3 separate regions of the Homo sapiens genome follow, and regions 1 and 3 are each linked to region 2. Evidence: chromatin loops called from intact Hi-C (ENCODE). Cell type or tissue: dorsolateral prefrontal cortex. All regions are shown on one strand. Each heading gives the region's core, and the rest is flanking DNA. Links, peaks and the distances in the headings are about the cores only.

Region 1 (11,113 bases), core at 1,565-9,564, 1.3 Mb after region 2:
GGAAGCTGTGCCCTCCAGTTGAGTTCTCACAGAAGCAGAACCAATGAGCTGGAAACTCTAGCAAGCATTGCCTGCCAGGGTGTCAGTTGTGGGGATGCCTTGGGTCACCTACCCTGCCATCTGGGTGTTTCCTGGGGATAAGAGGAGACTGCACCCACTAGCTGAGTTCACACAGAAGCAGGGCCACTGGGCCAGAAGCTCTAGCAGGTGCTGCCTTCCTGGCTACCAGTGGTAGGGGCAGGTGGGGTCATGTGCCCTGCCATCTGGGTGTTTCCTGGGACAACAAGAAGCTGCAGCCTCCAGCCGAGTTCACACAGAAGTGGGGCCACTGGGCCAACAGCTTTAACAAACATTGCCTGCCTGGCTACCAGTGGTGGAGGTGGGTAGGGTCATGTGCTCTGCCATCTGGGTGTTTTTGAAGACAACAAGAGGCTGTGCCCTCCAACCGAGTTTATACAAAACAGGACTGCTGGACTCGAAGCTCTAGCAAGTGTTGCCTGCTTGGCTGCCAGTGGCGAGGATTGGTGGAGTCGCTGGTTGAGTTCAGATAGAAGCAAGATGGCTGGGCTAGAAGTATGCACTAAGTGCTGTCTGGTAAGCTGAGGTAGAGCAATCTCACTGCTCCCAGGCACTACAACTGCAGCTTCTACTGGGGCTATGGCACCAGTGCTGTTCCCCTCTGTTTCTCAAGGTTCATAGTGGTCTCCTTGGACTCAATAGTTGCCCCAACAAAATGTCCAGGTGGCTCTCTGTCTCATTCTAGAAGCATGGTATGGAGTTGTGGGGTGGCCAGTGGGATTCTCCTGTTTCCAGTTTTGCACAGGTCCCTGTGGTAAGCATGAATTGCTCTGAGGGCTCTCACTCACTCACCCTTTTCTGTGTGGGAAAGGTTCCCCTGCCTCCACACTGAACCCAGATAGGCTGGCGCCCAGCTTTGCTCCTCTCTATTCTCTGTGTTCCCCTGCTGCCTAGATGGATCCCAGTGTGGTTTCTGAGATGATTGGCCTGCAGGGTTAGTGTTCACCAGGCCCACCCCCCCACACCTTTTTTTTTTTTTTTTTTGAGACAGGGTCTCACTCTGGCACCCAGGCTGGAGTGTAGTGGCATAATCTCAGCTCACTACAGCCTCTGCCTCCCAGGTGCAAGCCATTTGCCTGCCTCAGGCTCTTGAATAGCTGGGATTACAGGTGCCTCCAACTATGCTGGGCAATTTTTGTATTTTTGTATTTTTAGTAGAGACAGGGTTTCACCATGTTGGCCAGGCTGGTCTTGAACTAGAGACCAAGTGATCCATCCACCTTGGCTTCCCAGGCATTAGCCACCATGCCTGGCCTGGCCAGCCCTTTTGTTTCCTCTCCAAGAGAGCTGCACAGATGAGCTGCTTCTAGTCTGCCATCTTGGCCCTGCCATTTTGACCCCGCCCTCTGGTAGTAATTATTATACTCATTACGTGATTCATCAAATTGATGAAAATATTGAGGCTCATAGAGGGTAGAGTACTTGACAATGTTACACAGTTAGTGAGGAGCTGAGCGAACACTTATAGGCCAGTTCCTGAAATATAAATTCAATATTGTCTCCTTTGGCAGAGTTATTAATAGAGTCCTCAATAATTATTCTATGTTATCTGAGAGCATGAAAATGGGCATGAAGCTTCCCCAACAGCCAATTAAATTTCTAGCACAGAAGGATGAAGAAAATCGAACACTGAATAATTTCATAGGGTTGCTCTTTGCATTTTTCTGATCATATATTTCTCTTCAATCCCTTTCTCAAAGGTTCTGAAGTTCAAGTGCTCTATGGCAGCATACAAATCAGTGAAATTTAAATCATCAAAGCTAGGTTGGACTCTATTCTAGCATGGAATAGCTTTACTCATTAGAGTTAACTTGAAATGCAAGTGACCGATACACCAGTATAGCAGTGACTGGAATAATATAGCAGTTTATTTTCACTTAATAGTTTTATATAAATGTAGACCTCTCTATATATGTTTTTTTTCTATCTCTCCAGAATTTTCTTTCTTGTTTGCTGCATTTGTAGCTCTCCAGTGGTTTGAAATATATGTCTTAAAATTTCATCTCACTGTTTTAGTTTTTCATAAAGTTTGGTCTATCTCAACTGGAAATGGAAACATCGTAAAGATTTGTTTTAAATCAGCATAATGTATTAGAACCAAATAAAGGAATAAAGGTGGAAAAGTGGGTAAGATGGAGGGAAGCAAGGAAGAAAGGAGAAGAAAGAGAAAAAGAAAAGATAGGAAAGGATATTGAATGGCTTTAGAATACCTACATTCAGGAAACTTGGAAGTTGTAATGAAAAGTGTTTGAAAAACACTTTAAAACATAGCTCCTTGGCATTTATTTATATTTTGACGTGAATACTAAATCATGCTTCACAACTTATGGAAGAGATCTCTAGAAAACTCAGAGATCCCTTCACCTCTCTTCCCTTCACCTAAAATTATCTTCCAATTGGCTGACATGGAATATATTATGAATCTAGTCTATCGAATTGTATCCATAGTCTACCATTAGTGTCTTTTAAAGTTCTTGGACCAAATTAACTTGGACCATAAAAGTAAAGGAAAATTTTCCAAACCTAACATACTAGGGGAACAAATTGTCCTACTAAACAGGTATTTGGGATGCACCTAAATTATTTTAAATTTAAGTTTATATAAAATTAGATGCAACACATAATTATTTACCTTCTTGCATTGTAGGCAGTAGGCATAATGTAACATTATCCCTGAATCATTATTTATCTTCACTTGTAATATAGCAATGCTTTCAGAAGCTCCTGAAATATATAAGCTATACCTCCCTAAGGGAAAGAGCCATATACAAATTTTTTAAATTCTGTTTGACTGTGTATTTAACATTTTCTCTCTTCTTCCCTATTGGCAGGTATATTTTTGTAGTATCATTAGTAAATTTTGAACTATTCAATGAGGCATGCTTATTGATGCATGCTTTAGGATGTCTACTTTTTGTTCACTCATAAATGATTCAGACTTTTCTTCTTTCCCAGGCTTATTTGCATTCTGTGTGTTCAAAATTACTGGATAACTGAGCTCCAATTAGCTTAAAAAGTCTAGAAGTTAAATAATGGAAGGTTGGATCATGATTTCATGGCAGATCAGGTGAATTTTGTCATTATTACCAATAAGACAAACTTTCACTTCTTTGTCATTCTGTGCCTGACAAGTTGATCACTTCTTTTTTTGCTATATTCTTAATTATCCGTTGCCTTTCTCTTTCACAAAAATGTTAAATAGCTTTTTATGCCAGCCAACTCTTGATTAAAAGTCATTAAGATATGTTTAATGAATAACACAATGTCTGAGCTTAATTAAGTTTTAAAAAACACCTGTTTCCAAACTTACATAGGACAAAGTATTTTGTCAGTAGGAGAGAATGCCTCTGTGTACTTGGAAACAGATGGCTTGGTGGCATAACTTAATTCTGAATTTAATGTTAAGTTTTGATTAATTAAAGGCGTTTTGTTTGGATAATAAATTATTCCTCTCAAATTATAGGTTAAGGTTTGAAACAGCTTGCTGATCATTTGTCTTTTCAAAGTACAGAGTTGTTAAGATCCAAATTAACTGCCATATGCTGGATTTCTTTGTTTTGAAAGTGTTAAAAATGTATTTCAGTAGATAAATGGCCTGGTCAAGGACTCTGGGGGGAGTTAGTCAATGTTATTTGAGGATGTTCGTGCTCTGTCATCTATCTCAGAAGAAAGAATGATCCTGTTACAATAGGGTGACAACCAGGGACATACTAATAAAGCGGTGTAGGTTCTATAAGGAATCTTTTCTCTGGTTATCTGTAGGGTGAACAATAGTCACTAGAACAATGGTAAATCAAGCACCAAGTTCTTGAAAGGGTGGTAAATAATCAATTCCATCTGCTCCTTAGGATGAACTGGGTTACTACTGTCACAATTTAGCATCATTTTCTGCTCTGCATATTCACACCTGGATCAGATTGTTTCCCATTTCCACTGATAGCTTGACACCATTGAAGCAATAGTGTGGCACTTGCTACGAATAGCACCAGACTCAGAGAATGGCAGAAGGATTAGGAGTTAGTATATTCTCCTAAGTCAGTCTGTATATATAGGCTTCCCATTCATTTCTAGGAAATGGAGAGAGAAAAATTACAGCACGCCAAAGAGAACTTATTCAAGAAGACCTGTCCATGAAACACAATTCAAGATGGGTAACACAGAACAAAGAGCCTCAAATAGCATTAACGACATTTGTTGAGCTGCAAAAGGAAGTAAAAGGTCAAGAAAGGTGTGAGTTTAAAGTATTATGTTCCTTTTTTTCCAGTCATTTTAGCCCATGGAAACTTTTCACACTTTACTTTTGTGAAGAATAGCATTTGTGATTCACATGACCTCATGCGCTGATCTTGTTTGGTCACAATGAAAGTGTCCCTGACCTATAGCCGGTTTCTTTAGGAACAAAGTTTTCAGAAACACTAATCTTCTTCTCTGGTCAAATCTTCCACGAGCCAACAGACTGCCAGGAAATGTCTGCTGCCAGCCACCAAATACTGAAAACAGGGCTTCTAGTGCCATCACATGGCCCAAATAGGAATTAAACAATTGTTAGTGTCTATTCAGCACTCACTCTTTGTCATTATTTTAAGCACATATAACCCCCACAACAACCATATGAACTCTGCATCATTATTATGCCATAATACAGATTTGGAAGCAAATGCACAGACAGGTTAAGTATCTTTATTATACTGATTTGATGGAAATATCAGATGTGTGGAAGTTGGGGGATGATACGGTAGAGATAGGCATATTGACAACAGGAAAAGTCACAGCTGACAGTCTGATATAATGGAAGGGCATGTAAAAACCAAGAATAATCCTCTATTTCCATTGTCCCTGTTCTTCCCAGGTTCCTTTTCCTTTCTTCACACTGAAGAGTGTTTGAGAGGTGCCTGAGGGCTTGGAGATCAGTAATAAGAGGTGAACAGAGGAGATATTCCAAGACACAGTGACAATGTGCTTACCAGTGGCCAAGGATGTGGGTAGGTTAGGAGATGCCACATGGAAGCATTCTGGCTGTGTGCTCACTAGCACCCAAGGATACAGCATTTGAGGGTAGAGGAAGCTACACAAAGCACTTTGGCAGTTTAGGTTACAAGATGCTAAAGGGGATGGGTGCAGAGGTAGCAGATGAAAAGGGAGCACAGTTGTAAGACTGATAATATTGAACAAATAAGTGTATAAAAAATACACTATGGATAGTGAAAGCCAAGTTTCTAACTGGAGAAAGTAATTCAAAATACTGAAAGGGTAGAAAGAAATATGTCCATTGATTTGTCAGAATATAATTAGAGTTATGGTTATTAACCTATATGAGACATATACATATATATGCATGTATATATGTGTGTGTGTGTATATATATATACACACACTTATGTACGTGAAAATTTCTGAATATACATACTTATATGTATGCATACATATATGTTCATATATTACATTCCTTGATCTTCCAGAAAACCTAGAAATAATGAAAGTGAAGGCATCTCACTAGAAATGAACATACCCAGCACCCAGATGTTGATATCTAAATATCACCAGGGGTCTTTAAATAAATATTTTTGAAATGCTACATTCAAGGGCTCTAAGAAAAAAATAAGATGGGCCTACAACATATTGTGGTAAATCCTAAAAGAACATTGGCAACATGTCAAGAGGCCACAAGAGCCAGCTTGAAGGGACTCCTTCTGGACAAACATGGTACAATTAGAACATCAAAGTAAATAATGATAGTGATGGATTGCACCACACTGAGTAAAATAGAAATCCATGAGTTCACACTGATATAAATGAATGTATGAATAAATGTATAGTTGATGGTGAGAGTGGAAAGCTCTTCCTTGTGGTAGAATGCCCATAATAAATGTAGGGGGAAAAAGAAATTGAACATCAGAGTTTAGCACTCATCATGTTGCTAGTTGTTTCATGTAATAGTCAATAATTGAGGCTAAAGCTAATAAGCAAAGGTTTAATGAAGAACAGGGCATTGGCATACTCTGGAAAAATATTTATTGATTACCAAAAATATTGTGAATTTACAGTGAGGCAGACATTATGGGACCAGGCATTTATGGTTAACATCATTAGTGGTGGGATGGACAGATATTGTCTGTCCCTGATATGATGCTATAAAGAAGACCTCAAAATTATTTTTTAAAATCATTTAAAGTGTTATGCGTCTGATTATGAGGTGACACTGGACAGATGCAATTAGGGATCATCCTACAAAATATAAGATGTATAGATTTTAAATCTATCCAGGATATTAAATACAGAGAAAGACTAATAAACATGTAGTTTGGAGAAGACTGAATTGACACAGCAATTAAGTTAATGGGTATTCCTAGATGACATTCTGGACCAGAAAGAAAGTGTCATATCAGCATTGATTTTCTGATTTGGAAGTGTTTATAGTAGTTAGATAGGAGACATTATTTGGTTGAAATAAGCACTGAAGCATTTAGGGGTGTTGGAGATATCCTATCTGCAGCTTGCTTTTAAACAGTTGAAAACAAAAGATTGATGATGACATACATATGTGTTTGTGTGTGGAGAGAGATATAAGGAGGCTATAGAGCAAATGAAGTAGAAAAGAATTTTAACAGTGGGGTTATCTGAGTGGATAGAAAAGGTGTCCTTGCACTGCCCAATGCTCCCCTCTTATCTGCAGCTTTCCCTTCATGGTTTCAGTTACCTGAGGTCAACCATGGTTTGAAAATATTAAATGGAAAATCCCAGAAATAAACAACTTGTAAGTTTTAAATTGTATGCCATTCTGAGTATCCTGATGAAATCTCAACCATCCCACTGTGTCCATTTATTATCCCTTTGTCCGGCATGTTTATGCATCTGCATCACCCACCTGTTAGTCACTTAATAGCTATCTGGGTTATCAGATTAATTGCTGGTGTATCACAGGCCTTGGGTCCAAGTAACCCTTATTTTACTTAATAATCCCAGCACTCCAATTGTTAGACTAATTTTATTATCCAGTGTGTGCATTGATGGTCTTATTGTGGCATGGAGGCCAAGTTCTCTATCCCTTGCAGAACCCCGAATGCTTCAAACAGAACATTCTCCCCATCTCTTTTGGAGTTTAATCTATATAATAATGCTACCTGGTAGATGCAAATGATATTTTCTACTCATTTTCATCGATAAAGAACCTGACATAGATTAAGTAAATAAAGTAACGTCTCAGGCTAAAAGACTAGTTAAGGAATAAATCAAGGCATCAAGTCACTTATATGTTAGTGCAGCATTTTTCCAGTAGGAAACAGTGCTCTGAATTTTGGAAGTAAACAGTGTCTATACATACAAAATTGGTCATACATGTATTTTGGGCACTGTCATCCAAAAGATTTGTGGATATGCAGGCAAGGTGTTTACATCATACTTATTTAGGTGCCCCCACCTCCACCCCACAGCAGAAGACAATTTTTCCAGGTCCCTTCAGCTGGAACAATTTATCAACTGATTCCAGTAGGGAAAAGGCAAAATAGAATTCAGCTCATTATGTAAATCAATCATGTTTCTTCTCATGTTTATTTATCCAATGCTAGCTCGATCTGCTAAATCAAGTTAGTAGCCAGATCCTCTGAATCCTCCATTGACTTTATTCAGGCATATTGGGTGGTAGTCTGGTCATATTTTACACCCTCTGCTTCATATGTCTAAGGCTCAGGTTTATAATTCTCACTTTAATGGCCCAAAACCTGAGCTGTAAGGTGAAATCCTTTATATTGTTCATAATGTTCTGTTTAGTAACAAATGATGTTTAGAGATATTGGTACCTTTTACAGTCATGAAAATAACACAAGCTTTTCTCCAACAATGATCTTCCTTTTAAATTGTTTTAATTCACATTTTCTCCATAGATGCTCGTGAAGTCTCTATGATGTAGGTAAACACATTTAAATTTTATTATGCTTTATTGATTAGGAAATTAAGAGGCAAGATCAAGGATTATAAAACATTTTCTCATAGACCCAAAATTAGAACTCAAGTTTCTGAATTCTTATCTTGTTGCATTTATAACACAGCACAAGGATAGAGCTCAACTCTTACTTATTTTATTAATAACAATTGGTTGTTTGAAATCTGTTAGGTCGTAAGTGTATATAACTATGCTGTTTGAGAGATAGACTAATAGATGGGCAGTGTGATAAAGGGCTACACAAGAGATGTGCAGAGGTTTGGGGTAAGACAAAATCTGGGGAGCTGACCTAGTCTCAGGGAAGACCATTATAAGATTAGGTAGTCTTTCTATAATCTGGAAATAAGTTAATCAGGCAAAAAGGATGCATAAAAAATGGGATCCCAGGAATGCATGCCAGTTTACCCAATAGGCAAGTAAAGTACAGGTTGTTATGTACAGGTTGTATATTAATCTGTTTTCTCACTGCTGATAAAGACATACCACAGACTGGGCAATTTACAAAAGAAAGACGTTTAATTGGACTTACAGTTCCACATGGCTGGGGAAGCCTAACAATCATGGCAGAAGGCAAAGAGGAGCAAGTCACGTTTTACATGGATGGTGGCAGGCAAAGAGAGAGCTTGTGTAGGGCAACTCAGTTTTTTTTTTTTTAACCATCAGATCTCATGAGATTCATTCACTGTCACAAGAGCAGTGCAGGAAAGGCCGGCTTCCATAATTCAATCACCTCCCACAGGGTTCCTCCCACAATATATGGGCATGTGGGAGTTACAATTCAAGATGACGGGTGGGGACACAGCCAAATTGTATCAGGTTGTTTCTCTGCTTTAGAAAAGCAGAGATCTAAAAACAATCAGAAACACGTATAAAGAATTTGATATTCAAAATATCTGACTGTCTACCATAGGAAAAATTACTTTATTCTGTTTTCTTACACTTACTTAATGATTTAATATTATGTTTATTTTGAATAACATGAAAGTAGAAGAATATCATGTCTTTCCATTAATTAGCCACTGGCATTCTCAATCCCATCTTTTTCAGGGGAGAGAAACAGTATATGGATATTGAGAATCATAAGTTTAGTCTGGCTTAAGTATACTCACGTAACCAGAGTAATGGCAAAGGTGTAAGCAACTCCTTGTTAGCATTCTCTATATCCAACAACATTTTGTGGTGTGGAAGGGGTTCAGAATTTGTCCTAAGAGCACTGTTGAGTCCTAGAAGCAGCATAGCATAGCATGATAAGAGCTTGAAGTCTGAAGTGTGAATCTTCCTTTGCCACTTACTAGCTAGGACCCAGGACAAGCTTTTTAGTCTTTTGGTGCCAGTTTCCTCATCTCAATTGTGAAGATTCAATGTCTAAAGACTCCACTTAATAAGTGGTAAATAAGCATTGCTTATCACTGTTTGGAGAGTTTAATGAGGTGAATGACACGATCAGATTTGCATCTTAGTAGTATTTATCTAGCTGGCAGTGGGCAGAATAGGATATGTGACTAGAGTCAGAAATATGAATCAGGACAAAGATGCAAGCATGATAGTGGCATCCAGAATTCACTGAATGGAGGAGAGTTGGAAAGAAAAGAGTGAGTTTCTCTAATAGACATGATAGGGAAGGTAGGGTTCAGCGGGACATCAACATTAACTCCCAAATAGATGAAAATGTATTGTGGGGTCCAGTCTTCGAATGGTCTTGGAATATGAATTAGGAAACCAAGACACAATTCCAGGTCTCTGTGGCTTTATTTGTGCCTGCAGCAAACCTGTTAATTGTGTGGATCTTAGACCCCTGGCTCTCATTATCTGAAAACTAGGGGCTAGTCTCAATTGTGACTAAGGTGCTTTCAGCTTCAGCATTTGGTAGTTATAATGCTAATACATGATCAACATCTACTAAAAATTAACAACAAGCAAGGTACTTTCTCTGTGGAGCTGAAGTCTACGAGTATGAAAAGAGCCTTTAAACATAGAAGTGCATCTTGCATTTGTTTTTCCATTAGCCTTGATTGCTGTTTTTTTGCTTTTATTCAGCAAGATGTAGAAGCTTCCAAGTAAATTTTAATCTAGTCCATTTCTGAAGCCAAACTAACATTTTCTATAGACTTACTATTCTGAATGAAGGGAAAATGAGTTTATCTAAAGCTCTTATCTTTAAATATTCATTGTAGAATCAAACTTATGAAAACTCTTCAAAATTAATAATTATGATTGCATTAATAAAAGGAGAGTTAAAAAAGTTTGTAAAATTTTGAGTTTAGAAAGCATTTGCATGTTTAACATTGAGAAGTAAAGAGCAATTGATGGTAGCTCATTTAACGATGCCAGTAGTACACGATCTATTATAACTGGTTTTCATGAAAATCAAATGATTGAACGTATTTAAAATGATGTGTCTTTTTAAATTATATATGCTACAAGGTATCAGTGGAGGGCTTCTTTAACTTCCAGTGATAGGAGCAGATTTTTACTTGGGATTTCTGCATTGATTTCATGTTTAAAATTCTAGAAAACTATTATTTTTAAAAATGGCAAAAACCACAATTACTTTTGCAACAACCCAATAAATAGACAGCAGCCCAAGGTATTGTCCTGTGTTAAATTTATTTTCCTCACACATTCCAATAACTGACATTTCCCCTGTATTAACAAAATGAAAATGTCTTGTGGGAAATTATGTTATTTTAAGCCTTATTCTCAATGTCTTTAAGTAGATAATCAGACCAATGCCATGAGACAGACAGCAGTAATGGATGCTTGGGGCTATCATAGAAATTAGGAAAGGAAAACTTTAAAACAATTTTTGGTGAGAAGTTGGTAGTGTGAGGAAAGTTGGCATTGAAATTCGGAGAAAAGAGGGAGATGGTCTAGAAGGGTGTCAGAATTAGACTTGGGAGAATAATGGAAGCAAACTGAGGATACCAACTTGGCCTAGATTTGTGGTGACTTCTGGTGGAAACTTTTGAATTTCTTTTAACTGAGATAAAGATTAGTTTGAAAAACCTTCGAGACTTAGCTTTCTGAGTTCAACTCTATTTTGTTTACCATGTAACAAGAGATAATGCAGAACAGAGGACAAAGAATAATCTAGAT
Region 2 (11,113 bases), core at 2,048-10,047:
TATGAGAAATAAAAGCATATGGCCACACAAGATCTCTACATGAATGTTCATGGCAGCATTGTTCAGAACAGTCAAAAAGTGAAAACAACTCAAACGTTTATCTATTGGTGAATGCATAAACAAAATAAGGTATATCCATAAAAAGGAATATTACTCAGCAATCAAAAAGGGTACCAATGCATGCTACAAGGTGGATGAACCTCAAAAACACTGTGGCAAGTGAAATAAACCAAACACAAAATACCGCATATTGTATGATTTCATTCATATAAAATTACCAGGGAAGGCAAATTTATAGAGATAGAAAGCAAACATAGAGTTGCTTACAGATAGGAGTATGAAGGGGAGTGAGTGCACATGAGCATAGTTTCTGTTTTGAAGTGATGAAAATTTTGAATTATGTTATATAAAAGTTGCACAACTCTACTAAAAATTAAAATGGGCAAATTTATGGTATGTAAATTTTACCTCAATAAAACTAATAAAAAGCTATCTGGAAAAATAAGATACATTTGAGGCAAAATATAAGGGAGCATGAACATTTACTGATACATGTGTAGTGTGCCTTAATTCTTAAGAGATTAGAAAAGAAAGAAAATCACTTTTGGTTGAGTGTTAGATAATTCTTTATGGAAAAAGTAGCCTTCTGAAGTGACTATAAAGGAGTTTGCATTTGAATTGGGCATTGGAAGATAAATAGAATTCATTCAAGAGGCTTTAATAATTTGACCCAAACTAAACTCCTTAAACTCATATATCTATTTTTTTTAGGACTCTAGTTTTGATTAGAATTCCCCACTCACTGTTTGTTAAATACTAGTTGACATGCATCACTCTATCCCAGAGTTTTACTTTGCCTTTTAGAAGTACCTTTATAATAACAATAATAGCTTATTTCTTTGTATTCACCAATAAGGAATCTATCAGATTACATAGTTTAGTTAGTGCCCAATAAAAAATACCTTTGGTTGCTTAAGTGACCAACTGATACCATGCCAGGCGGGTAGATCAAAATGACAGGAGTAGGGGGTGATAAGCCTTGTGCTTGATAGAGGGTTGATAATTCATTGGGGCCCAATTAGGAGGCTCTTGAATGCCAGGTAGAGGAGTTTGGCAATTGGGTAGCAAAAGAGTGGCTAATACACATGGTATAATGAAAAACAAACCTGCCAGCAGCGTGAGGGTCAGCTTGTGGGAGGAAGGCTTGGCATCAATTAAGACATGATTTTTTTTGTGTGTGATCATACATTTTAAAGCTCAGTTCACCTTATTGAGCATCTGGTGATTGTTCACCTTACTTTAAATTCTACGTCCTGGAAATCATTTTTTTTTTTTTTTTTGGTTCTCCTTTGACAGTAACTTGAGGAGGCTGAGTTTGTTTGAAAAGTTCCTCCAGCAGCATTCTTTGGAACAAGGCAACTATTTTTTTCCCATACATTTTACTCCTGTTCTGCTATCATTGTTTTGAGAGGCAGCTATACAAAATAAAATTTCTTTAAAAATATTGACCCAGACTAGATATTGTATTGTATTTTGTTAAATAAGATATGTTTGAGTTGAAAGCCCCTTTGTGCTACAAAACTTGTTCACACATGAGACTTTAATATCATGTCCATAATACTTTATTTCTTGCTGGATAAAGGAGAAGATTCCTTGGCATAGCAGCAGCCCACAAAATCCCACTGTTAAGAGCAGCACTGTGATTTAGTTATTTCCAGTCTGACCTGCAACATATCTGACTTCCCCAAATGAATGCCCTGAGCTCCACAGGGCCCAAGGACCAGAAGGAAGTGTGATCTTGAAGTCAGTATCAATAACCATAGCACATAAGCTCACATCCAGTTGTACATTTTCCTTCATTCTCCTTATGAAATGGTGAGTTCAATACTCTTCTATTTTGAAGGGAATTGAAGTTCATGGAACAAAAGGGCTATTAATGCTACACAAATCATACTGATGTTGCAGTGGACAGCTTCTACAACTCCAGCTGGAGCTCATAAAACTGTGAAGTCTTGTGCTCCTTAATACCAAAAGGTGGAAAGATGTACATTAACTTCTTTTAAAGTGAAGGGAAGAAATGCTTCAAATAAAAAAGCATACAAAACAGCTTCCATACACATATTCCCCATCATTCAGTGAGAGCAGAATTTGGGATGGACTCAAATAGCCTCTTGTGGAATTAGACGATTAAAATGCGCAGCAATGACAAAGATACATGAGCAGACTTTCAAGGAGTGAAGGCACTTACATTGGCTGGACTTTTTGCAGGTCATTTGAGCTGGTGTATTTTTTCAAACAAGTTGATCATCACTTTATCCTCCCAGTTAAGTTTGGCAGAACCATAGAAATCAAGGTTGGTTTATTAAACTAAACTGTCCATATAGAAAGTTTTAGATAGATTAGTTTGACCCACAGTAGAATTGTTCTTGAAACATGCAAATACCACTCACTGAACACCTCATTGATTTAGTCAGAAAAAATTCTAGTGGTTTCAAATCATGTTGAAACCAGTTGTCACTGTTAAAAAATATTTTATCTAGTTGCAGTGCCAAACTAAAATGATGTCTACCCTTTTGCATCAAAAGCAACAATTGTATGGTGAATTTTTGGTGTGTAGACCTCAAATACAGAAATAGGGTCCAGAGAAATTAGGTCTATGATACTATGATTCATGTTAAAATTTTCCTCAAGGAACTCCAGCTACCAAAATATCACATGGATATTACTGGAAGATTATATAGAGGGAAGGCTCCACAGGCTCAGCTGAGGAAGGGAAGAAATTGAAACTATGGAAACAAATGAGGTGTGTGGGGGTGTGAGAGATTTGGTGACCAGGTACAGGAGTCTGTTGTTCCAGAAAGAGCAGTGCTCCATTCATCAAGCCTTAAGCAGCCAGGAAGATCCATAAGGGAGATCCATAAGGGAGTGGCCACACGGAGTGATCACTCACTAGCAAAAATGTAGTGGGAAGGGGGCTAACCCCCAACCTCCAATCATCTATTTCACTGAGGCCTGAAGATTTACCACAAATAATTCCTTTCCTTGTTGTAAGCTTTGCCGTGCAATACCTTTTTTTTTTTTTTTTTTTTTTTTTGAGATGGAATCTCACTCTGTTGCCTAGGGTGGAGTGTGGTGGCATGACCTTGGTTCACTGAAACCGCCTCCACCTCCCAGGTTCAAGTGATTCTCCTGCCTTTGCCTCCTGAGTAGCTGGGATTACAGGCATGTGCCACCACATCCAGCTGATTTTGTTGTTTTTAGTAGAGACAGAGTTTTGCCATGTTGGCCAGGCTGGTCTCAAACTCCTGACCTCAGGTGATCTGCCCATCTTGGCCTCCCAAAGTGCTGGGATTACAGGGATGAGCTACCGTGCCCACCCCTGTAGTACTTTTATATAGATAAAAATACTTCTGGGAAGGGTAACACTAGAAGTTAAAACTCCAAGAGACTTTGGATATGATTTAGTGCCATGTTTCACTCTACAAAAGAGGAAACTGAGGCCCAGAGAGTTCAAGTGGCTATCTTATAGCAAATTCACAATGAGTCCAGTACTAAAACTCACTTTCAGACTTTTTTGCTATATTGAATCACCACATATGACACTGTGTATTCATTAACATTAAAGCAATTTGACTTCATGTGCCCTTCCTGCGCAGCTGTGGTTCTGATTTAAATATCATTTCTTGAGAGCCACATAGGAGGTTATTGACTCATGTTTCTAGCTATTGCCAAAACAACCACAGTCATTTGGAAAAAAAAAAAAAGCAACAAAAGTTTTGCAGAGATACTTGCTATTAGGTTAATTTGCAAAGCATATCCTGGATGCTTTCCCCTTACCTTAGAACTTTTTGTAAAAGATTCAGGAAGTTTCTGGCATTTTCTCCCTTTTTAACTTTTTCTTCTTTTATCCTGGAAAAGAGTAGAGAGAAGACTGGTGTATAATGAATGTTGAATGATGAGTAAGAATGATTTTCCTTCAAAGTCAGGGTTGGCAGCTGGTCACTCACTGAGTGATAATAGCAATAAAAACAAAAGCTAACACTGATGGACTGCTTACCATGTGCCACACATATTGTTCAAAATGCCTTCATTATTTGATTCAACTTATTTTATCCTTATTATAATGCTACAAGAGGTTGAGCAATTTTCCCAGCTCTTAAGGGCCAGATCCAGGATTCCAACTCCAGCATCTTCCTTTCAGAACCTAGGACAGTAACCACTCAACCACACAGCATTTTGTTATAGAATGTAGCTGATTTCCCTGAACTTTCTTCTTGGTGATCATTGTTACAGTTGCTCCTGTCCTCAATGTTGAAGAATACATATGTAATCTGGATCTCTAAAATTTTATGTGATATTAATTGCTTTACTCTGATGTACAGAGATATTCAGATAAAGGATGTCCTGGGATTATGAGATTGACTAAGATATGGCGATAGAAAAGAGTCCAGGACTTCTCAAGATTGGTGATCCCAGTGTCAAAAACTTTCCAATGGCTAGAAGCACCTCTCTATTTTGTGACAAAGGAACAGTTTATTGTGAGAAATGTTGTCTAAGAGACCAGAGACTCCCCTGTGCCACTTGTGTGCTATGAGACCCTGGGCAAATTACTTTTCTTCCAGAGATCTCAGTTTGGTCCACTTTACAATCATCTTTGTGTTTTCTTCTTGCTTCAATCATTTAGGAATTTAAACATTGTTTTTCCACATGACTCTTCTTGGAGAGTAGAATAGCTAACCCTACATATAGATAAGAGCCAGGGCAGGCTTGGACTTTCACCTCCATGTCCCAAGTGAGCCCTCCTCTTTTGTCTTTATGGTGGGTCAGTGCTGAATGGCAAAGCAGACAGAGCTGCCTCCAAGACAGCTCATCACTGGCAGGAAATCATTCTAGTTCCTGGCATTACACCTACACATTCTCTTTCATTGCCCATTTCTCCACTCCCAGTCATAACAGATGGGGGGCAGGGGGGCGGGTCCTTGTCCTATAGGCCTATTCAACTAGGAAGGTCTGGGGAGTGGAGACAGAGATGTGGAAAGAACTGTAAGAATGGTCCTCAGAGCTGCTTCACAGCTAGTGAGGCTGGATGAAGAGGTGGTCCGTGGTATTAAAGAAAATACGATCATCATCAGCTCAACAACCATCACTTACCCCCAGGTCTCATCACCAAATACAAAAATAGCACCTGTTTCTGTACCTTGCACTCTTTGTTGACACTTCTTCCTCGATTTATTTTCCTGTTAATTTTTCTGTACATGTTAAATACATTTAAATAAGTTCCACTAGCATAAGCATTAAAGCAAGATAAACTTCACTATTCAATTTGCTTTGGGCTATCAGAGATGTCAGTCAAGATTGTGCAAGTAGATGAAGAATGTGGAGATGGGCTTGGGTGGGTGTCACCTGAGGACTGGAAGAGGAAAGGGCAGGAGGAGAAATCAACACCCAGATCATCAATCAAACCCCCCATCTTTTAGGTCACAAGAGTCTCTCTTTCCCATTTTCTAAGAAGGATTTAGTGTGGAAGAGGCCATAAAAGTGTGTTTCTTTGGCATTCTTAAGTCTAAATAACCCGGTTGGGCTGAAAACCTCTGTCCAACACAGTTTCACTGTTAAGATGTGTGAGTGTCAAACCCACCACGGTGGCATGTGCCTGCAGTTTAGCTGCTTGATGCTGAGGTGGGAGGATGGCTTGAGGCTGGAGTTTGAGACAACACTATGCAACAAAGGAAGACTACATCTCAAAAAAAAAAAAAAAGTACGAGAGTCAAAACTACAGAGCCTCAGGTTTCCAGTTAATATGGAATGTGAGAATGAGACTTCCGCCCAATTCCCCAATTCCTCCCTCCTCAGTCTCTGTCGTTTGATTCTTTGGGTATGACAACTTAGCACGTAGAATAAGCTCACTTAATGTTAGTTAAATGGACTTATAAAATTCACAACATTGAGAATTTCGAGAAAATAGGGGCAACAAAAAGAGTAGGAAGGTAACCATGCAAAAAGCCTCCCCACCCTAACCAGCTCATGCACATACATAAAACACAAGAAAGTTAAACAAAATTTCATGATGTAGTTTGTAGTTTGTCTTGGTGAAAGAAATTAAATGATTTGCAATGAATTTCAACCCTTTGGCAGAATTAATGGACCTATTGCTGTGCAGACACTGCTGCTTGAAGGCAATGGAATTGGAAATTTCCATGCACCAGGGCTCCCTGGCCAGCAGATGGCGATGTTTCTTAGTTTTACAGGAAGATGCCAGGCCAGAGGCCGTTAGTTATGCAGGGCGTGTTTATCAGATGGCTGTTAAATCGGTTCAAAATCTGTAAAGGATGGCAGATCAGCTCTTATTTATTTATTTTTACTTAGAGTTGATGAATTCAGTAAAATTTCATGATGGGAGAATGAACGCTGTGCCTTTGTGTTGGGGATGGGAGCAGAGGACGACCAGTATCCAAAATGGTTGGGTAGCTGCGTTTTATCTCTCTCAGTTGCTTTTTAAAATGAGATTCTTCTCGCGCTGCCTTCTAGCAGCCTGGATTTAGTCAATGTGGGACCAAAGGGCACATTGGCAGCAGTTTTGTTCATTTTCTTTTACGTTTCTTTGTAAGTGGGCTTGTCTTCCCGGGTCAACCACTTGGCTCGCAGATCCTGGGGCAGAGGCAAAATCTGGGTGAGGCTGGGTCGGGAGCCAGGGCAGGGCTGCTCAGAGTTGAGGAATGGGAGGGAGGAGAGCTGCTTCTAGGCTCTTTCTCAGCCACGTGGGAGAATTGGAGATGGATCCACTTTCTCCTCCCTGAGCCCAGCAGCTATTGCACTGAGAGCCAGCATCCCTCTGGAAAGAGGCCGAACCATTTTAAGCAGAGGGAAAGAAATTTGTGGAGTAAATTGGTCTTAAAATACTGCCTGCTCTGTGTGCTGACCCATTAAGGGATATGGCACCACTTGGGATCCAGGATATTCAGTTTCTTGATTTGGAAGTGTCACTAGCCTACTGTGTGATGTTGGACTTGTTTTTTCATCTGTAATGTGAACACTTTGATAGAAATCTTACACCCATAGTTAAATTTGTATTCTTCTGAACTAGCAACTCTGGTGATACAGGAGAATTTTTAGATGACCAATTAAGACAGAATATTTAGGGGTGGGACCTTGGCGTGCACCTTTTTTAAACAAGCTGTCCAGTTGATGTAAATGTTCAGGTGGGCTTGAGAACTGTTGCTCTAACCAGGGGATCTCAAAGGGAAGTCTCAGGACAGCAGCATCAGCCTCACCTGAAACCTTTATTATTATGATTATTTTTGATGCAGAGCCTCGATCTGTCACCCAGGATGGAATGCAGTGGCGTGATCTTGGCTCACTGTAACCTCGGCCTCCCAGGTTCAAGCGACTCTCCTTCCTCAGCCTCCCAAGTAGCTGGGATTTCAGGCGCCCGCCACCACACCCGGCTAATTTTTGTATTTTCAGTAGAGACAGGGTTTCACCATGTTGGCCAGGCTGGTCTGGAACGCCTGACCTCAAGTGATCCGCCCCTCTCGGCCTCCCAAAGCGCTGGGATTACAGGTGTAAGCCACCACGTCTGGCCCAAAAGCTTTTCAGAAAAGCAAATTATTAGTTGCCCTAATCAGAATCAGAAATTCTGAGGGTGAGACCCCAAAATCTGTTTTAACAAGCACTCAAGGTGATTTGGATGCAAGCTAAAGCTTGAAACCTACTGTCGTGTTTGGAAGGATGAAACTTCCCCGTACCTTTTGCATAAATGGGGCTGGGGATTACTTCTGGGAATGGGATGTAAACCCGGTGTTATATGTCATTTCCTGGGCTAAACGTTTAGTTGTTCGTGTATGACCTTTCATTTTCTCATCTAGGTAAGTTGTGTGATTTTAAATAGAGAGAAATGCAGCATGCTGGAGCTTCTGCTAGTTTGGACCCCAGAGTTGCTACATTAACATCTTGTAAATGAAACAAAACAAAACAAAAATTTTTATGTTAAATGACTGAAATTTTGTGGCTGTTTGTTCTTGTATTATAGCTTATCCTATCCTGATGAATACAAGTATTAATGCTGTAGTTCTGATGATTTGGTTTGATTAGTGCTGATAAGAAGAGGAGGGACTTCCCCATCCCTCCTCAGTCACCAAACATCCATTTCACAGTTCTTCTAAGAATATATATTTAGGTTTAACATACTGGGATAATTTGAGAAAAGCTTCTATATCTGGTTGTGGGTTGCACGTGCCAAAAATGGGAATGGAATTGAAAAAATATTCAGTCTCATGTCCTGATGTATTCAAATATCTATATTTGGTATTATAGTGTTCAAATATTGGGGTCTGAGTTTGCATCCTTAAAAGTTCTTTCTATAGCTCTGGATTATTATGCTGATACTAAGAATTTGATATTGCTTCTTCCCATTGTAAGAGCTCAAATCTGGGAAGGCATTCTCCTTCTCTTTAGACCTTTCCTAAGTAGACTACTTTGTCTTTCTATGACAGAAACTGCACGTTTTGTGCTCCTTTACTGAGGCGAGTGTCCCTGGACTTGTCCTTTCCCCACCATTGCTTTTTCCTTTGTATATTTATAGCCATCACTCTATTAAGACTGCTTCACAGGGTGGCTACCTTTACTTCCTGTTTTATACTCATTAATAGAAACTTTCTCAGACCTCTGTTTTCATCATTTCTACCATTAATCTTTCTTGACTGTTATTGTTTTGTTTGTCAGACCCCATTACTGTTGTCATCAAAATAATCACCACCACCATCATTAATATTGTCAACATAGTCAACATTTATTGAAATTTTGCTACATCGTTAAGAGTCTGAACTATTGATCATTGATCAAGATATCATATATTTGACCGTCCTTTTGCCCCATCAGTTTGCTCTTCTGCTCTGCTTTGTAACTGTCTGTTACCTTTTCATACTTCTGCAACATGGAATTACTGCCCTGATCCAAGATCCTTTATGTATAGTTTTCTTATTCCTACCTTAGTTCATTTATTCAAAATTATAATGCTCTCTTTTGCTTCATTAAGATATGGCCCTTAGAATCCTGATTTATAAACAGCAAATGCCCAATTCTCATTCCTCTAGGGATCTCTTTGTGACTTATTCCATTTTTAAATTAGGAGAACTCAACAAAAGCTGCTGTTATATCTGCATGAGTTTTTCCCTCTGGAGTTGGTGTTGACGATCTCCCCAGAGCTGATTTGACTAGGTCATTAAGATGGATGAAATAACCATATTGACTGTTTAGTGAGCTGGTTATTTCAGTAATCTTAATGAGAGAATTAGATCGATCCCAAGGTACTCCAAATCCTTATTTGATGATTGACCTAGAAGCAATCAATTGCCCATGTTGCTCTATATGAATTCTCTGCTTCCGTCAACCAGTCTCACTCCCCACACACCCCCTAAACATGAACTCTACAATACACACACACAGGTACATACATAAGAAAACCCATGGGCAGATGCCTTATTGGAGATCAGGCTGGAACACACAAGTAAAAACGTGCAAGGGGATTTCATTTGTGTTTCCAAATGTTACTAGGACTCAGTGCAGGGAAGGCAAGAAGGGGGACTGGTGGCAGAGTCTAACCTTATCACATGATGCATGTGGTCACCGGGGCAGGGTGCTCAAAGCCTGTTTATGTGGATATTGAAGCAGAAGGGAAATATGAAGCTTTAAAATTTACAACACACTCTAATGTTTGTGCTGCTATAACAAAATATCACAGATGGGTAATTTATGAAGAACAGGGATTTATCTTTCACAGTCCGGAGGCTGGGGAGTCCAAGATCAAGGGGCCGGCCTTGGGGTCTGGTGAGGGACTGTTCCATCGATGGTAACTTCTCACTGTGGCGACCTCTCTTAGAGGAAGCTAGAAGAGAAACAAGGGGCAAACTCTCTCTGAAGCCTCTTTTATAAGGACCTTACATCTTAATACCACCACAGTGGGGATTAAGTTTCAACATTAATTTCGGAAGGGACATTACATTCAAACTCTCCATCCAACTCTTGTCTTTGGGAAGTTCATCTATAAGCTGGGAATTGTGACCCTAACCCTACCAACCATACAGGACTTTGTGCTTACTAAATAAGACCCAGATGGAAAGAAACTTTGAAAAGTATAAAGCATTGTAGGAATGAAGCATGATATACTCAAGACCTAATATCGGTCATCAAAAGGAATTCAAATGTGGGAGATAATTTGTCAGTATTGACTAACTTAAAAAATAATTGTTTTCTCTAATTTTTTTAGTAACTTTCTTGACTTCACTTACCCAGATAATAACCTCATATCTCACCCAAACATTTACTTTGCCTGTGTGCTTGCACTTTGAATTTCCCTCTAAATATAAGAAAAAAGAATTTGTGTGTCTGTGTGCACACATATGTGTCTCTGGTGGGCAGAATTTGGGAGTGTGTAGAATCTTGGAAGGGCCCAGGGGCTTCAACTGAATGATCCAATCTGGCTTTGAAGCCACTTATAGGACTCAAAGCTCTAGACTGTCCTGCTGAGACTCACACAGAGCAAGAAGGAGGGGTGAGAAATGTCCATAAGTATTTTCACTCAAACCATGATGCAGGAAAGAAATGCCACAGACTATCAAAGAAACAACTATTGATGTCTCCTGTTTCTGAAGCGCTACAGATTTTAACGTACTAAAATGTAAGTTTGGTGTTTTTTCATTATCTTATGTAGTTGTCTTGCTTATAAGTGGGTTTGTCCTGTTTCTCCAACTCTGTTTTAATGTTTTGTTGTTGTTTTTGTTTTTTTTTTTTAACCAAAAATGCTATCCTGTGTTCCCTAGAACCTGTCATTTAGGACACCCATCATGTCTTTTTTTTTTTCTCCCAAAAACAAACTTGTCCCTAAATAATTCAGTTAATCTTAATGCATTTGCTTTTACACAACTGAGCTCTACCATGGTTTAATTAAACTACCTCATGGTGTAACACTAGACAGATCTGTGAATTAAGATGACAGAACAGAAGGAAACCTTGGGGGTTATCAAATGTAAAACCTTTATTTCACTCATGAGGAAGCTGCAATCTAGAAATCTGGACTCCTCAAAATTTATACATATTTCTACCTTGACAGAGCTTA
Region 3 (11,113 bases), core at 1,414-9,413, 1.3 Mb after region 2:
AGTGTTTCAGTTTGAATCATAACTTCTGTGATTACCCTACCTAGCATATGCCAAAAGAATTTTTGTTGAATTGAAATGCTGTTTCTTTTTCAGTAGCACCCAAACAAAAGGCATAAAAATAAATGAATAGTGAAAACAGAAAAGGAAAGTAGAAAAAGGAAAATCTCTTTAATACATACACTAAAGTTACTAAACACTAAAACTACACCTTTCGGGGCCGCCAAAAATGCTTGTAATAGACAAATCATAGAAGAATTCCTAGGATTTTGTGACTGAAGTGGCTGCTTCTGCGACCCAATCAACTTCACTTAATTTATGGACTTACAAATGAATGTGACTGACTGCTCACAAGTAAATTATTTTCCTCTAATTGGTCTCTCTAAGTGATAATATAAACAAATTAGCCATGACAGTGATGAATCCTGTTGGCTGTATCTGCAGAACTAGATGTATAAAGACTTGTATTTTGCTCATATGTGCTCCAAAACTTTACATTACACTTGATTCATTTCGCTATATGAATAGAATTAGAGTAATTCACCTCTAAAACTTTTTTTGATTCTAGAAGGCTGTGATTCTTTTATCCAAATCTACTCATACCACCTTTGCTTTTGTAAAACACATTAACCTGCCTGTGCGCCATATGCTAAATGGAGATGAACAGTGCATCTGCATTTAGCATATGATTCTTTTCATAGCAACTCCTCAGGATGTTTGGGGCTTGTTCTTAATGTGCCTTAATTCTGATTGATTTTGATGTATTTTTCTTCAAAATCTTTGCCTAAGTTACCTATTCTTTCTTGATCTGCTGCCTTTTGAAATTTACAGAGTTCAGGTTTTCCAGCGTTATCTCTTGGACCTCATGAAAGTACATACTTCTGCTGCTGTTTGTGCTCTTGGTCATCTCCGGTACGGAAACTTCACTTTGCTTTGTCTTATTCCTCAAAGTCTCAAGCCCCAGAAGACCAACCATCCCAAGACAGAGTTAGGCATAGTCAAATGAAAAAGACCATACCACAGAAAAAATATGAACTTAATATTTTTGTCCTAACTATATTTAGGTTCAATTTTAAAACCACAATTTTTGCCAAACCTTCCCCGATTACTTGGCTTTTCTCATAGCTGTATCCCTGTTTGGGCTCATGGCATCCATTAGCTGTTACTTTCATCTCTATTTTCTTGAATACATTTAAGGTATATTCCCCACATAGATCAGAAACTTCCTAGTATGTTTCTAAAACATTTCATGGTCCATAATTTACATTATTCTTCTAAAACATTTCATGGTTTATAATTTACATTGTTCTTCTGAGTCTCTGGAAAGCACAAGCACAAAGAAGTTGTTCAGTAAAATATTTGAGTATTGTTTGATTGCTCCTAATTGGTACTACCAATTGTTTCAGTTTTTCAGAGAGTAAATACTTTCTATTTCCTGCATATACATATGAAAGATTTTCTATGCATATATATACATATATATAATTTTAATGGTTTTCTATTGTAAGAATATAGTCATAATAATAACCTACCTCCTGAAATTATACCTGGATACAATAAATTATGATAAATGCTATTAAGTCTTGTGGACCTGACTCATCAAGAGTAAAGGAAGATATGTGTAATATGCTCTTTTGAAAAAAGAGTTGAAGGATGAAATCTATCTTTGAAAGGTTAATGGTCAATAATTTTTTTAAAAAAGTAACAAAGGGACCAAACTGAAATAATAAGCATTCATTTAAGGGAATGCATTTCCCAGAAGTTCTTCTTTACTGAATATCTCCTGAAGGTTCATTAAAGAATACAACTCCACTCAGTTAGCTTGTGATCGTTGATAATTTCCATGTCTTCCAGATTTTGCTTTTAAGGTCCATGACCATGACATTCATTCTTTTATCAACAAATGCTTTTGACTTAATACCATATACCACATACTGAAAATAAATTAGATATAAAATGAACTTTATAATTCAATGATATCATTTAGAATATCCTCATTTGTCTTCATTTTCATTCTGTAGAAATTTTAAAATATATAAGTTGATTTCTGTACACTAAGCTGAAATTTTTTCAACACAATGAGTTTTGGAGTTGTTTTTACCACTTTAATTAATGGTGGAATCAGCTAATGTTAAAAACTTCTTAACTTGAAGGGAGGCTTTTATTGATAGGGTGACCTCCTAGATGCTGATAAAGGGCATATTACACAGTTACACAGTAAGCAGAGTTGTCCTGATTTCCCTGTGTGCTAGAGTACAAAACTGCTGAGGTCAACAGCCCAGCTGTCTTTGCAGAATAGTTAGTGTGGCCTTCTATAATTGACATCAATGGTCTTTGCAACACAGCACTCCTTCCTTTTCCAATGGGTAGATACATAGACAAGCATATATATATGTCCTGCAATAGCTGTTAAGAGGAGAAACTTTTTTACAGGAAGTGTTCAATGTTAAAAGAGCATGAATCTAATCCTGAATGGCCATGTTTCCTGCCATGTGAACAGAGACTACAATTAGCATAAAGTCAGGCAGAACTTATGTGGAGAGAGAGAGAAAGAGAGAGAGACGGGGAAAGAAACCCAGGTGACATAATTTTATCCCTGAATCCAGGAGCAAATGGACCAAGCAGAAATATTTAGAAGTGGGAGATAAAGAGGCAGAGCTCTTATAATCTCATTTGAACAACTAGACTCAACTGAACTGAAGCCAATTTCATCCTTGAATTTTTTGGTTGTATCTACTAATATATAAATATATTTTCATTTTTTTTTTCTTGAGCTGGTTTGAGTTGATTGTCTTTTCTACTGCCTTAAAGCCATTTTTTTTCAGGCTACTGCAACAAATTACTTTAGATTAGTTGACTTAAACAACAAACATTTACTTTTCATAATTCTAGGGGCTGGAAAGTAGAAGATTAAGGTGCTGGCAGGTCCACTGTCTGGTGAAGACCTTTTTTCTGGTTGAAAGGTTACTTAATGTTTTCTTGTATCCTCACATGGTGAAGAGGAAAGAGAGGGAGAGCAAGCTCTCTTGTCTCTTGTAAGGAGGGCACTAATCTCATCATGAAGACTTCACCCTCATGACCTAATTGTCTCTCAAAGGCCCAACCTCCTAATATCATCCTATTGGGGATTAGGATTTCAACATATTAAACTTCTGGGGGATATAAGCATGTAATGCATAACAACCTCCAGTCAAAATTTTTCTACTTATTTGACTTTGCTTTATTCTAAAAATCTATTTTAACTTCGAGTTCAGGTTTCACACTAATGGATCATTCTATTGTTACTGACCAATCCTTTTAACAAATTCCACTAGAGTCCAAGATGCGCCCATTTCTACTGAATTTCATGACATAGAACTATGCTCTTCTGATTTAGAGATTATATCTGATTCTAGCTTTATTACTCATGGCTATAGAGAGAAATTAGCTGGAGAGCTATTTGAAGTCATTCTTCTAACCAAAGCTCTGATTTTTCAATTTCTGACCAAACTTGTATGAATCAGGGAGCTCCATCACCACTTTGATTTCTTATAAAGTGTTACATTTGACTGAGTCATGGAGATGTCATTGTCAGACCTGGAGGTTGGTTAGTGGTGGGAGGCCATATTCTTTTTGCCTAACAATGTTTTAGAGGCATGGTGTGAAAATGTTTATATCATTTAAAGTCATTTTTTCTAAAGAGGCCATTTGAGCCTCAATACAAGAAGCCTCTGCGGTGGCTCACGCCTGTAATCCCAGCACTTTGGGAGGCCGAGGCGGGTGGATCATGAGGTCAGGAGATCGAGACCATCCTGGCTAACAAGGTGAAACCCCGTCTCTACTAAAAATACAAAAAAAAATTAGCCGGGCGCGGTGGCGGGCGCCTGTAGTCCCAGCTACTGGGGAGGCTGAGGCAGGAGAATGGCGTGAACCCGGGAAGCGGAGCTTGCAGTGAGCCGAGACTGCGCCACTGCAGTCCGCAGTCCGGCCTGGGCGACAGAGCGAGACTCCGTCTCAAAAAAAAAAAAAAAAAAGAAGCCTCTGAATGTATCCTTCTTTCTTGCCTCAACTTGGGCTATAAATAAGTCAAGTGATCCATCTACTCATTTGATGGAGCTAATATTTTGCCAGTTTAAGTATGTACCTAATTATATGCAAAACTTTTAAAGATTTGTAAAACAAAAGAAATACTGTGATAGCAAGAATAAGATTAATTAATCTCTATAAGTCACCCCAAAACTTACTGAGTCTCTCTCCCTTTCTTTTTCTCTGGAAGATTATTATCTCTTTAGTCTTCCTCTGTGGAATTCTCAATGCTGTTGTTTTTTTCTTTCCCCCATTTCCCTTTCTCATTATTTCTCTTTGCTTACATTTATTTCTCTTTGCTTACATTTCTCCATTCTTTCTTCAACTTCCTTTTTTCTATATTCCTTTTCTCTTTTTCTGTTTGTGTCATCTTCCTTCTGTCTCTCTTCCACTAACATTTTATTTTTATATTTTTTATTCTCTATGCTCTAATGTCTTTTCTGCTCTTGCATATTAATGACTCATATTTGACAGGTTTTTATATATAAATATATCACAGAGATTAGCCCATTTTCTCTGATAGTTGAGCTAGTAGAATTTTCTATGTAATTCTTAAAATAAGGCTTTATTGTTTGAGTGAACCTGGAAAAGCTCTGCTACAGCATGTTTTTTCCAAGATGTAGGCCTGTCTACATTTCAGGAAATCAAATCCGTATGCCACCTGGTGGCTATCAAGAAAAGTACAGCCAGAAACAAAACTACCTTCAACAAAATCAGTGGCATATCCCAATACACTGAGGTAATGCATGGTTTATTCTATTCATACAGTGCATGTGATGACATGATGTCATTCATCTGAACCTCACCACTGAGCAGTACTACCATCAGCTAGACAGGGATTTGTTATACCTTTCATACTTCCTAATTCCCCATTTCTTAGGGGAAAAAATCACTTTCCTCATTTCCTGTCTTCTCTAGTCATTCATATAAAATCAGAAAATTCCAGAACTGTTAAGGGAAATGAAAAGTATCTAATGCAAACTTATGATATCCAGCCAAGAAGTTAGTGGTGGATCTATGAGTAGAACACAGGCTTCTTTCTTCCCTGTAAAATGCTTTCTGACATTATTTTCACCTTCCTCTCAGGGAGCTTAGTTAAATTAAGACAAGATGTAGTTAGGAGAAATAAATAAGAAGCATAAACAAAGGAAAGGGAATACCATGAAATCTATGAATAAATTTGGGTTACTTCTTATGGTTTTTGTTATTTGAAATGAAGATTTTATTTATATAGTTGATCAAAACAAAGTAGTGTAGAAGTTGTTTGCCGTACTCTAGTGGAAATTTTCTAAGAGGAATGGCATCAACTGAGAAGGAACAAGGCAGAGGAAAACCTGGGGCTGAAGAAAGAGACTGGATTGTGGGGAGTGGTAGGGGTTCATTAGCCAGGATCCAAGTATGTCAAAAATTGGTATATTACCAAATATCCAGAGAGTTGCGATTTTCTGGGAAAAGTAGTTCATCAGAAGTAGAGATGGTGAGCAGTATTCATAATCAGGTGAGGCAGCTACATCAGGCTTCTAGTTGGGTCTTAAATGGCAGAGTTGCATTTATTTCTAGGTAGAGGAATTACTGGAAAGAATTAGAATAGCTCTGTGTAAGGGTCTTAATTTTACTGATGCCATAGGAGACCTGCATTCTTGAATTTAATTGTGCTATGGGTGAAAAATTCAGGGCAACGGTTTACCGTTTCAGTGTGGGACAACACAGAAGTGTTATGGAATACTTGGTGTGTCGCTTCACCAGCTGGAAACCTCTGTGACCAGTGGCAGCTTTGCCTGAATTTTACTCTGACCTTCTGGGCTCCTTCTGCCCACTCAGCCTGGCAGGCTGCATTTGGCTCATGCTATTGGCCTGGATCCTATGCCTGCCAAGGAAAAGCCAGGCACAGAGTGACCAGGGGAATGTGAGCAAGCATGGGGTCTAGCCACTGCGCACAGCCAGGCACGCCAGTGCTGACAGGGTGGGCAGCACCAGCTGCTGGAACAGGACCCAGCTCCCTATGAGGCTGTGGCTGGACCAGGCTCACCGAGAGCAGCTTCCATGGCTGGCACCAGGGAACACAGGGGTGCCTGGAAGCTTGGAGGCTCCAGGAACTGCAGGGCTCCAAAAAGGGAGTCACAGCCCTGGCTTAGGGAGTTAAAGGGCTGTAGTGCTTCTCTCCTTAGCCTGTAACGTGGTGAGCAAGGGGCGTGTGTCAGCCCTATTGGTGTTACTGCTCTTTTAGCCCCGCCATTTGGCTGGTCCCAAGTCTTGTCTTGCATCCAGGAAGAACGATGTAGGCAGACAAGTGGAGGATGAGCAAAACAAAGAGGAACTTTATTGAGGGATAGAACAGCTCAGAGGAGAGCCACAGTGGGTAGCTCCTCTTTGTAATCAGGGTGTCCTGATGAGTGTCCAGCTCTTAGCAGAGAGGGTAGCTCCTCTCTGCAGGCGGGTCTTCACATCATCTCTTCTGGTCTGGCTGAGTCCAGGGCTTTTCATGGGTCTAGAGGAGAGGAAGTGCATGCTGATTGGTCCATGGGCGGCCACGGCGGGCCCAGAGAAAGCACCACAAGTTCCCACTCCGGTATGTGGGACCAGCAGCCCAGCCCCCAGGCTTCAGGCCCTCCCCGGCTTGAAGGTGGAGCTTCACCTGGGACCTGCCCTCTTTCACCCAGGAGCCTGTCTGCTTCCTGCCTCCATTCGTGGCACCCAGGCTGTTCACGACAAGGGGCACCTGCAGGCCAGCACTGAGCTGCCCTCAGCTCCCCCATCAGCTTCCCTCCCATGCTCATCTGTGCCCAAAGCCTGGAGGGGGCCGAAGCAGCAGGAGGCTGGCATGTTAGCTCTGCCCGAGCATGTGCACACCTGGCCTGGCTGCCACAGCTTCTGGCCTTGGCCCCAGATTTGCTCCAAGATCAGAGTGGGTGCCAGGAATGGGGAGAGGCCAGGCAGCGGAAGCAGACACCTCCAGGCCTGCAGGGGAATGGGGGTCCCTTCTGGCCCCAAGAGTGCAAAGATGCCTGGGTCTACAGCCAGGACGCAGGTCTCATGCCTGCTCCAGGCCCTCAAGAGCACAGGGAGGCCCGGGTCCACAGCCATGACTTGGGTAGCTGTAGTTGCACCTGGGAATGCAGGGCTCCTGCCTGCTCCCTGCTCCTGCCTGCTCTGTGGAGCGTGGCACTGCCCCTGGCCCAGCTCCTCCTTGGGGCCCCTCTTTGCCCGCCCCCTCCGTGCCGGACCACGCTGCTCCCCTGCCGGTGGGACATGTGGCTCGGCCCCACTGCAGTGGCTCCCAGGGCAGTGGGTTCGGGGGGTCTCCCAGGGGCAGGCTCTGAGGACTGTCGCCTCCTCTCCGCGTTTTCCCTGCAGCGGCAGTGGGTGAGGTGCAGGTGGCATAGGGCCCTAGCCAACCTTGCACAAATGAACCTGATGCTCTTGGGGCCAGTCCTGGCTGCACCTTCCACTGGGTGCTCGTGGGCTCCCAGGATGCACAGGGAGCGAGGTTGAAGCTCCAGTGGAGGCTCCAGGCCTGGGAGTTGGTCCTGCCCTGCCATGAGAGGTTGGGGGTGGTGCAGTTGGCTGCCTTGGAAATGCAGGGCACAGGATCCCATTGCCGCCACTGTTGCTCCCTCAGCGGCTCCTGCCACCACCGCAGGTGCCTTCCTGCTGCAGCCAGCCCGATGGCAGCAGCTACTCCAAGTGCCCCGCCCTTGCCATCAGAAGGGTGTGTAGAACCAGGCTGAGTCACTCTGAGCTCGCAGAATCTAGGGAAGTTGCTCTATCATTCCAAATACTAGGCCTATTTGTGCCAGAAATATTGTCTCTAGTTATCTTATCATTAAAACGAAGCTTCCTATAGCGCACCCTAATCTGGCTAAGATTCCTTTATTTAATACTGTTACCAAAGGTACTCTGTGTTGAGCAGAGTGACTGTTTCTAACACAGTACTAAAAAATCAGATGCATTTTCTGCCAAGATGGATCTGGAATTTATTTCCTTGGGAATTTCCATGCAGTCTAGTTACTGCTAAAACTACAGGTTAATATCTTGTTTTTCCATTAGTAGGTGTAGCTGGAAAGTCATACATTAACTTAATGTCAGCTTAAACTATTTTTAAATGGACATTTCATAGACATAGATTCAAATGATATCTCCTAATCTAATACATTTGCCATAATCTTTTAACCTTTTTCCCGTTTGCCCCAAGATTATTTGCTAGTGGCGCTTGCAGCTGCAGCGTTTACCCTGAGATAACTTTGCTACCAAATATCATTTATTATTATTTTTATTATTATTTTTTGCATCACTTTAGTATATAGACTTTAAAAACAAAAGACAGCATTCTAATTATAGCATTCTGTTTTCAGTAGTGGTATTTCCATTTACAAAATGTAGTAATTCTCAATCACTGAAAATGTCAAATCCTAGAAAACATAGTATTCCTACGTGTCATGTTAACATCGTTCTCAAATAGTTAGCCAAATAGTCCTTTGATGAATCTGCTTTTTCCGAAATAGACAATCCTGATGATTCAGATGATTCTGATGTTAGTTCTGTTTAGAACAACTCCAAGAACAGTTTTTATATTTTATTTTCATATTGAAAATCAGTCAGATTTGCTTCAGCCTCAAAAAGCCTTTTTATATAAAATTAAATGAGCACTGGCAGCGAGATGCACTTTCTTTTCCTAAACAGGAAAAGAGTTAAAACTAAAGCAGCTTTGGCCAGGTGAAGCCAGTAAGTTAAGAATTAAGAGGGAAGCATCACCTGTAGCCACATAGCAGGTAAAAGGAAACATGATTTCATCATATAAGTGAAACTGTGTCAAGAATGATAGAGGAAGAGGCAAAATTGGGGCACTGCAGGATAGAGCATTTTACTCAGAGCCTGTTGAAAAATGTTAGCTCCTGAAGTCTTAATTTGCTCTGAACTCACTAATGTCTTATTTCAAATAAATATCAACTGGTTCCCAATAAATATGTCATTGAGGTTTATGTAGTTAATACTTGAATAAATTAATATCCATAATGCTTATCATACACTATATATACTCCATTCTTTTTGGCCTTTAATGATGACAAGTTGAGTGAGCAGCCAACCTCGTTCCTTGTCCATTTTTATTAGCAATTTGTAGCCTAGATATTTGCTTTTCACTATAACCTTCTGTTTTAGTTGTTGATTATCATCAGCTTTTGGAAAATAAAACGTATCTTTCCATTGAAAAGAAAAAGAGGTTGGGAAACTGCAGACTAGGGAGTTAATGAAGACTTTTTGAATCTGATGAAGCAGCTATCAGTACATACCAGACAATCTTATTGACAATTCAACAGACTAAACTGTTCAAGATGACTGACAGCTCCATTTGCCAGGCAGCAATGTTGAATGACAGTTTCACTTGCACAGTGTCCATTTTGAGTGGCATCTCAACACCAAAAACACCTAGTTTGATTGACAACCTCACATACGAAGAAGTGAAGCTAGGATATCTCTGAGAAGCTGAGGAAAGGGTGGGAAAAGGTGGGAAAGATGTGTTCCTTGGGCTTTGGGTCTGCCCTCATTCTTTTTCATCCACACTGTGAACATCTCATCATCTCATCATTTTACTTTTTATACTATTAAAAATGTATTAAATACTCACATGTAATGTAGATTAGCACTTGATTTCTCACAGCTGTGCTGCAAGTCACATAGTGTCATGGCCTGTCACATGAAAATATTTGCATTCCTCTAAGTGACTTAATATATAATAATATGTTATTATTGAAATTTTAGTCATGCCTATCAAGTGGCTTTATTTTTATATTAACCACCAAAAGGTGACTGATAAGACCCAACATTATCTATAGCTTATACATGGGGCATAATTTCTGTATGATTTTAGCAAACATCTTTGACTTTAGATTGAATTCACTGGAATATACAAGGGTAGTGGGCAACAGAAAATAGCTACTTAAAATGTTAATTTAAGCCTAAAATGTCAATTTAAGCCATACTAAAACCTAAAACTATTGAGCTCCTACTATTGTAAATGACACAGTACAAGGAATGCTAATTAGAAGATCTAGTGACTGGAAGATTTCTCAGAAGTGTTCAGCAGTAGTCCATCCACAGCTGAATTTTAATGCTAAGTTCCAGATACTACTTATTAAAGAAACTGTGGAGTTACAGTATATTCACAACACTGCAACTAGTGCAGGGAAGAGATAGCCATTCATTTTATGTGTGGTTTGATACAATGAACTTGATACCCTTTACCTGAAGATTATAGGATTAAAAGGAACATGAGGGTTGATGTCAAACAACTAAAGAACTATTATTTGCAAAAGAACAGATACTTATTTTTTGAAAAATAAAATGAAAATGACAAGAAGAAAACAAGGGCCTCTGGTTAGAAATCAGGGAATGCAAAATTCAACTGAATATAAAAAAGGTTTTCTAACAATTAGAGCAAGTAAAAATGTAACAGTTTAGCTCTTAAACACCACTAGGATTTAACCTGACAAGAATGTTGCCACTATTACTACAATTTGTAATAATACCAATAATTGTCACCTATCTAATAATCTTTTGGGCTCTTTAAAAATAGATTCTCTAATATTTTCTAACAATATATAATATAGATTCATACCCCCCCAAACACACACATACACAAATGCAATTACTTGCCTAAGAACATATAGCTAAATTTTGATTTAAAGAATTTCCAGGTCTTATTCGGTGCTTGAATTAAATGTCTTCCTCTTACTTTTCTCCCAAGTGTATGCCAATTCAATTCTGTCAAGTTGTTCAGATATATAAGCGGAACAATTTTTTTAAAAACCTATTAATGTTGGAGATCATGGGAGAGGGGTCATTTTTTATCTGCCTTCAATACAAATAATGCCATACCTTTGTCTAACAACTTTTAAGTAAGGAGATTAGACTCTTTGGCCTTATGGTCTCTTCTAACATTAAGAAAATGTAGAATATCTGTCTAACATTCTGTAATTTTTAAAGTACTTTCTCAATAGTTTCATATTTAACCAGCAAGCATCCTGTAGAAGGAGGATGACCACTATTAACATTT

What was found. A loop is a pair of places that touch in the nucleus more often than their neighbours do. Peaks named below come from ENCODE experiments on the same cell type or tissue, not always from the same donor. Only the 100,000 strongest peaks of a DNase experiment are listed, where the experiment ranks them.
Region 1: it touches region 2 in a loop (4-fold over the local background); 26 of 110 quality-filtered maps call a loop at or near these places.
Region 3: it touches region 2 in a loop (4-fold over the local background); 12 of 110 quality-filtered maps call a loop at or near these places.

The regions. Positions count from the first base shown.
Region 1 is chr18:43,559,421-43,570,533 of GRCh38, forward strand. No RefSeq gene overlaps it. Among named protein-coding and RNA genes, the nearest start is that of SYT4, 290 kb to the left of the region's middle. In dorsolateral prefrontal cortex, for the core only: a CTCF peak has its summit at 4,588; a DNase peak (open chromatin) is centred at 4,549.
Region 2 is chr18:42,292,717-42,303,829 of GRCh38, forward strand. The region is part of intron 3 of LINC00907 (long intergenic non-protein coding RNA 907); the gene reads left to right. Among named protein-coding and RNA genes, the nearest start is that of LINC00907, 110 kb to the left of the region's middle. In dorsolateral prefrontal cortex, for the core only: CTCF peaks have their summits at 6,211 (motif pointing right) and 6,411; DNase peaks (open chromatin) are centred at 6,245 and 6,695; H3K4me3 peaks cover 853 bases; H3K27ac peaks cover 887 bases.
Region 3 is chr18:43,583,026-43,594,138 of GRCh38, forward strand. No RefSeq gene overlaps it. Among named protein-coding and RNA genes, the nearest start is that of SYT4, 310 kb to the left of the region's middle. RefSeq lists an enhancer at 5,522-6,161. In dorsolateral prefrontal cortex, for the core only: CTCF peaks have their summits at 4,715 (motif pointing left) and 4,918; no DNase peak of the experiment used is centred there.